3 separate regions of the Homo sapiens genome follow, and all the other regions are linked to region 1. A link is a loop called in an ENCODE intact Hi-C map of the cell type or tissue named here. Cell type or tissue: heart right ventricle. All regions are shown on one strand.

Region 1 (2,500 bases):
ACTGACAACTTGATGAAAAGTTTGGAAAGAGGAATATGTGCCTCACTGAGTTAAAAACGAAATGGCTTGTGCATTTAAACACATGTGGCAAAGCTTAAAAACCAGTTTTCATCAAATGAGGTTGTATGCTACCTTCTACATAGCCTCATTCTAATGAAACCTTATTTCCCAGCAAACTCACCATTTAAGAGAGCCCTCCCATGGGCATAACTTAAAGAATAGGACCTCCTCCTCCTACCCATCCAGATTCACATTCTTTTAAAACATTCATCCTTTTGCTGTTCATTTATTCTCCCTTGCCTTATTTTGTCCATTTGTAAAAAAGAAGACAGTAATGAACCAACCTCATTAAATTGTTCTGAGGATTAAATAGGTTAATGTATATAAAATATTTTGAAAAACATCTGGCATTTAGTAAGGGTTAAGCAAATGTTTAAGAAAAATTCTCGGCACAGGTGTTTCTGCCATATCACTATATATACGTGCATTCTCACATTTTTCAAAATCATGCATTAAACATAATAGGGTTCATGGAGAAAAACAGTGTGAGAAACAGATCCCTCAAAACCTACAGCACTTTTTGGCCAGGGCACTAACAAAAGCAGTAACAATCCTAAAGCGAACACTAGCAGAGTTAAATCTCCACTTGCCTTCGCCCTAGAACCTGAATCAGTTTACCCTCCGGTGTCTAAAGCTCTCTTCTTGGAAATGGAGGGCTTTAAAAACAGTTGCTTTAATACAAGCCAGTTACATCCAAAATAAAAATATGATTCAGGAATGTATTTTGTTGTTGTTGTCATTTTGTTTTAACACAGGGAAATGTCTTTCCAGGTTCTAATCTTCACTTACGCTACCCTCAGATAGTTTAGCACAGTGGACAGCATAGCAGTTCTTAAGGCCATTAACCAGCTGCTATCTTGGACTAAACAGAAGACATTTTGAGATTTTTCAACTTTTTTTTTTTTAAGATCTGCAAATGTCATTACAGTTTTATTTTATTTAACTGTGAGGAAACTTACCCTTGATCATGTCAAATGATGGACATACTGGGAAAAATCATGTTTGGTTCAATTTGTCTGCCCTGTTGTGCTACATAATTCCCCTGATTACCAATGCATGTGAGTTAACTTTCATTTTAAAATACTTGTTGTAGCAAAGCAGACTGTAGATGTAATTTTTAAAATCCAGAGGATTTCAGAATTGTGGCTTGATAAACAGTATCTTACAGGTTCAATTCCCTCCAAATGGTCTTTTTCAAAAGTGAGTAACTTTTGACTAGCCCAGTTATTAAAGGCTAACAAACCCTGATGAGTTAGAAGTTTGGAATACTGTGTACACTGGTGCACCCTGGTGGTAAGCAAAGGGCAGTCAGACTTCAGGTACTCGGCTAATATATCAACTAGGGAAAGCAGCTCTGTGGTTTCAAGTGCCATTATATCTCAGCCAGTAATAAACATATAAAACTCAACTCTGATCTTCCTCAGAGGACTTTCTTTTGTTGTTGTTGTTTTCCTTCCTTTGGTCATTGCTCATTGCTTGATTTTTTTCCCCCTTTTCTAATTTCTTCTTCTAAACGGTATTGGAAAAGAAGTAAAGATTTCTACTGTTGCTCTAAAGTCAAGAACTGTTTTTCTCAAAGATTTTAGGCCTTGGATCCTTTGAAGGGTGGACGTGATATGACAACAGGCAGTGGATCTCAAGCAGCTTTTGGACCCCCTTAAAGATACCTGCTGCTCCCATGGATTACTTGTTACACCCTTTCTTCCTGCTCTTCTGTATCACCAGAAAAAAAGAGAATCCAAGGACAGCTGTGGATAAGGCATCAACAGCTATCCCATCAACAAGGAAATTCTTGTTATATTTTAGGCATTTGTTCTACTAGATACACCACCATAGCCTACATTAAGCACCCTCCAGAACCATAGTCTGAAGATCCCAAGGGTAAGAAAATCACAATGCAAAACCTAGCTTACTTCACTCCAGCTTTTCACAGCCTCATGCTACACTATTTTCTTTAAAAAAGTGAAGTTTTCTGAGGTCCTGTGTCCAGTATTTCAATGTATGAACACTACTTAGACTAAAGTGAGGACTTGCTGAGTTTTATTGGATTGTTTTTGTTTTTTGTTTTTAAATTAGAGATGAAATCTCACTATGTTGCCCAGGCTGGTCTTGAACTCCTGGCCTCAAGTAAGCCATTACACCCAGCCCTTGCTGAGTTTTAAGTAGATTAAGTCAATGGAACATTACCAGCGTTAGCTGTGATCATTGATAAAAGAGAAAGCAACACATCTCAGAAGAATGGAGAGCTCAAATCATTCCTCAAAATACGAGGACTTGAGTGGAAGAAAGGGAAAGCCAGCCCATCATAACATAATTAGAGAGAGGTGTCCCATTTGAATGTGCTTTGAATTTCTTCATCCTTGCAGCCATTCCCCATCACCTTAGTCAATAGGAAATCATCAGTATACATTATACTTTATTTGCCTTATTTCATAGACAC
Region 2 (2,500 bases), 240 kb before region 1:
TGTTTGTAGATCTCTTGACCAAGAGTCCTATAGTAAGCTAAACTATCATCCTAATTAAAAGGATATGTGGGTTCTATTGTACTAGCATGTATATTAAGATTTATTTGGGGAAAATTTTCAGTATATCTCTTCCTCATCACTAAAGATAACTGTACCATGTCCTCTTGAAGGTATGAATTTATTTTACAAGGGGCATGGAAAATTTGATAACCAAAATAAGGCGTTGCCTCTCCTCTATCTTTCCCATAGTGCTCCCCATTTGGGGGTGAATATTCTTAGGACTTAGCATCATTGTAGAAAATAAGGTAGGCTCTAGGTTTTTTCTTATTTTTTAATGCTATTTGGGATTAAATGGATTTACTAACCTTGAATAATTATTCTCATGTTTCATGGCTCTCTTTGTCTCCTATGTTGATTGTCATTTCCGCAATCTAATAGCATTTCCCATAGAAAAATAAAAATTTACACAACCCTGGCATGAAAGAACAGAGGTCTGTTTATTGCATTTCCATTTCCTGGGTTGCAAAAGCCCAGCACACTTTCAGTTCATCTCTTATAATTCCTATTCAGGCCACTGCTGCTCTCATTACATTTGTAAAACTTCATCTCTCTCCTTTTACTCATCTGAGAGCAGGTGGACCCAGACAGTTCTTTGGAGGCCCAGTGAGTGATTTCTCTTGAGAGAGGCACATCTTTCCAGTCTGCAAAGGAATGAAAATGCAGACAGTCACATAGATCACTTTGAATGGTGCCAAATACATTCCACCAAATGCTACTGGCAATAATTAGAGCATGTCACTGGGAGATGTGGCGATTTTCTTCCAGCATAAGGCTCCAGTCTTACCCTGAGTGCCATGAAACTGACAGGACAGAGGCAGTGTTCTCCATGGAAATAATGTAGACTTCTCATGATCTGAGAAAAGAAGGGGGAGTAGCATTTCTTGACTTTGAAATGTCTGGAGCAAGGTACCCAGGATTAAGTAGGAACCACCTAGAATTTACCATGCCCTTCACTGACTCATACTTACCAGCTATTTCACAAAGTAGGCAAAAGAGTGAATAAAGATAATCATTTTTTAATAAACAGGGTTGTGGTCTCTGGCTGAGGAAAGGTATAACCTGTTGTAGATTACAAAAAGGAAAGCTCTTTGATAAGGACGGAAAGCCCTGAAACCCAGCATGAGAAGTCTGTTCCTCAGGAGGCAATAACATCCCAAAGTCTGCTAGGATTTTAGGTTCAAGTGCAAGACTGTCTTTCATACAAACAGGACGAGAAAGTCACAGCAAAGGATCGAGCAAGCCATGGGCAAAGCAGTTGGAAAAAAATGAATAGAAAAGAAAAATAAGAAACCAGGGAAAGCTGCAGAATGGCGAGGAAAGGCAGAGACGCCTAGGAAGGATAAGACGGGAGGAGGGGGTTGGGGAGGGAGGGGAGAGCGGAGAGAGCTGAGCACGGACGTCAGGAACAAAAGCTCCAGCGGAGTCTGGCGGAGGCACTAAGGGAGCACGGGGTGTTTTGAATAATTATTAAAATTAGCATGTGTCTGCGCCATCCTGTGGGTGTGGCGCAGAGAGGAGTGTAAACTCTAGCGGGGCTAGAGCAAACATTGGATTAGCGGCAGCAGCCTGCCAGCCTGCCCGAGGAGTGCTGGGACCAGCGCGCTGCACGCCGACTGGCACGATGGCCTCGTCTCAGGGGAAAAACGAGCTGAAATTAGCCGACTGGATGGCAACTCTGCCGGAGAGCATGCACAGCATCCCCCTCACCAATTTAGCCATTCCAGGTAGGCGCGCAGGGGCTGCGGGCTAGGCGCTCGGCGCCCGCTCCACCTGCCCCGCCCTGCTTTATCTGCCACTAAGTGGTAACTTGCCACGATGCCCGCGGGAGGGAAACTCGTCTTCCAGGGTGGGTCTCAGGCCAGGCGAGCGCGTGCCGGGTAGCCTTGGGCTTCCTGGCGTTTTCCAAACCCCTAAGGACCGAGGCGCTAGAGTCAAGGTGACTGCTTTTCTCCTGGGCTTTTGAAGCAGGTTGTATGCGGAGGACTGGGGCAGAGGAGAAGCTGGGCTCCAGGATGGTGCCTCGTGACCCCCTCCTATGGTTTCTCCTGCAGATTTGGGGAAGTGGGAGAAATCTCTGGGTCTGCGGGGTGACCGTGTGTGAAGAACGCGAGCTAGTGTCAGGGGCTCGCCTTCGGTGCAAGGACCTGAGTCTATCCCTGGCATGGAATTGGGCGGATTTGATAGATTCTCGGCTACAGTCATTAATATTCGTCCCCAATCTCCTTTAAAAAGACAAAGCGCTTCCCGAAGAGTGATGAAAGTTCAGGGACCAGAGGCGGCGTGATAGCTGCCCTTGAAAAGGAGCCCAAGGGGGCGACGGGCAGAGGGCACCATTTCGTATCGGTTTGGACCCCGGGGGACCTGGCCGAGTGGCCGCTGTCTCGAGTCTGGTCCAAGTGCGTGTTGGCAACACACTTCGCCCAGGTCAAAAAAGCAAACC
Region 3 (2,500 bases), 68 kb before region 1:
AAGTACAGACTCAGTCAGTCAGGCAGATAATTTACATGACCAACTATTCACATACGTCAGTGATTCCAATTTTTGAAAAAAAAAAATAGTATGATTTCTCTGTATCCATTGACATATTCACTCTAAAGCCAGCCAGAAGAGACTTACTCAGATGGCTATTATCCCCTGGCAGCACCATTGATACTACCAGCTGGAGCTACCTCCTAGAATATCCAAATTTTCGTGTTTCTCCTCTGCTCCCATTCCTTAGTTTCTGACCACTATCTACCCTTGGATCACTCTTGAGGACTTTTCTTGCAGTTCTGGTGGGATCTCAGCTCCTGCATGCTTTATATCTTCTTTGGAAGCAGAGAGGAGATTCTCTGAGCTAAAGAGGGAGAAGAATATATATGCTAGCAAACTACTGTTGACTCTTCCAGAGATAGAGCAGCTTCCTCCCTACCCCTTCCTCTAATACTGCCTAATACCTGCCACTCACTGCAGAAGAAGCCATGAAGGAATTCCAGGAAAAAGATGATCATGAAATTACTGGGAAACATTAACGAAAAAATAGCCAAAATAATCTTTGGCCATAATAAAAGAACCAGAATGAGGGCGGAAATACTCTGTTACACTTCACACCCAAGTGAGAACATTGCATTATTTTCCGGTTACCCCTTTTAGAGGAAGTATAGACAAAGTGGAGCACACAGAAAAGAGTGACAAAGACAATAAGAGGGCTCCAAGCTGAAAAATCTAAGGAAAGTAAATGGGGGTATTTAAGAAGAATAAGGGAAGATACAGATGGTGTGGTTATGTGAATATCAATTATTTTCAAATATTTAAAGGAATATCACGTTGAAGAGGAATAGACTTGTTTTACATTAACCTAAGTAGATCTAGTGGGTGGTCAGAAAGAAACTTGTAATAGTAGGAGGGAGGCTATGAGAATTCCAAGCCCCTAAAACATATGTTAGAGTTGAGCCCCTGGAAAAGGATGCTCAAGTTGAGCCCCTTGAAAAGAAACTGCAATATTTTCAACAGTGTTCTGTAGAACACCAAGTCCACTAGATGTCATTGGTGATTTGTGTGTGTGTGCACATGCATGCACGCATGTTAGTAGGGGCGGTAGTAGCAGGGCTATTCTCAGGTCAAATAAATTTGTTTCCCAACTTAAAAAAAGGGAAATAAATCCTTAACTTCAGGACATTTCAATGTTCTTAATATGATAATGGTCTCCATATGCTATTATGTGTATTGTGAACATCAAAGAGGCTTCAACATTCCCTACACTTATGTGGCCAAGAAAACCTTTTGTTTTAGGCACATCTTTAATCTCTCATGAAGCATTGTTCCATGGAATTTAATTCAGGAAACATTTTTTGTAGAGAATATGACTACTTTATAATGTCTTAAAGACATTTTCAGACCCGATATTCTCTGAGACTTTTCTAAACATGGCAAGGAGGAAATATACAAGGAAGAGGGAGAATGTATTACAAATTAAGACACATATGTGGCACCTCTATGGCTTGACAATATTTATTGTACATTATTAAGTTCCTAGGAATTTGCTTAAAAATGTTAACATGGTCAAACAATTTAGAAAAGTGTCAGGTAATATGATTTCCCAAAGATATAATGAAGAGATGACATCATGGGAAATACTCTTCTAACTCAGACTAATTGACTTAAAATTTCTCTCCCTGATGGTACTGTTAAAAGATTCTGACTTCATAAGGTCACTGTCAGGAGGAAATTATAGAATTAACAACTTAATGAATATTATTTTCTTACAGAACAGATGACATATTTCTCTATCCTTTGCACCTGCAGTTGTCACTGATTAAAGGGGAAAAAAACAAAGAAATCACCTCTGATAATTATGCATGATTGCAAGTGTCCAAAGACACATTGACATATTAGCACCTGGGATGTTATGGTCAAATTAAATTCCACTTATATTCATTCCTTCTGCCTGTTAGCATTTTCTCTAAAGAAAGTGAAATTTCTGAATTTGGCTTTTAAAAAACAAAATCAAACTCAAATTTGGATGCTATAATCACTCTTATCTTGGAAAGGATGCACTGGGGACATGAAGCTGAACAGAGTACTGTACACAAAAAGTCCTGATGATGTAATCAATATCCTCCAGCTTCTGCTGGGCAGTTTGGACTGGAAAAGTCTCCCATTAAGTGCCCATGACAAATGTTTTCTGAGAGGTAGCTTTAGATTTTCTGAGCCTTTTATATATTATTCATAGCTTCATGGTATCCAGAGAGAAATCCTGGCTGAGGTTAAGACTCTGTGGTCACTGACAATAAGTCATTTAGTTCTGGTGGCCTTTCACCTTTGCCAGAGGAAGTAGAGGTACCCACGTGGGTATGTACGGTACACTGCCTAAGCATAAATGCAATTTCTTTTGGTTGACCACCACAAAACACACTTAAAGCAGCTGAAAACCTACCCTGGTGGCATTTTGGAAATGAAAATGTAGTTGTAATTTTTCTCCCTTATTAAG

What was found. Hi-C counts contacts between places; a loop is a spot of excess contacts. Peaks named below come from ENCODE experiments on the same cell type or tissue, not always from the same donor. Only the 100,000 strongest peaks of a DNase experiment are listed, where the experiment ranks them.
Region 2: a loop joins it to region 1, with 6 times the contacts of the local background. A loop is called at or near these places in 48 of 110 quality-filtered maps.
Region 3: a loop joins it to region 1, with 2.0 times the contacts of the local background. A loop is called at or near these places in 11 of 110 quality-filtered maps.

What each region holds. Positions count from the first base shown.
Region 1 is chr5:41,269,452-41,271,951 of GRCh38, reverse strand. No RefSeq gene overlaps it. Among named protein-coding and RNA genes, the nearest start is that of C6, 57 kb to the right of the region's middle. In heart right ventricle, a CTCF peak has its summit at 1,343 (motif pointing left); a DNase peak (open chromatin) is centred at 1,351; H3K27ac peaks cover 724 bases.
Region 2 is chr5:41,509,708-41,512,207 of GRCh38, reverse strand. PLCXD3 (phosphatidylinositol specific phospholipase C X domain containing 3) reads left to right here and starts at 1,607. Exons shown (of 3, transcript NM_001005473.3): 1 at 1,607-1,784. The coding sequence starts at 1,682. RefSeq lists an enhancer at 1,253-2,081. In heart right ventricle, no CTCF peak of the experiment used is centred here; DNase peaks (open chromatin) are centred at 1,547 and 1,887; H3K4me3 peaks cover 1,777 bases; H3K27ac peaks cover 1,689 bases.
Region 3 is chr5:41,337,037-41,339,536 of GRCh38, reverse strand. All of the region lies in intron 2 of PLCXD3 (phosphatidylinositol specific phospholipase C X domain containing 3), which reads left to right. Among named protein-coding and RNA genes, the nearest start is that of C6, 120 kb to the right of the region's middle. In heart right ventricle, a CTCF peak has its summit at 1,045 (motif pointing right); no DNase peak of the experiment used is centred here.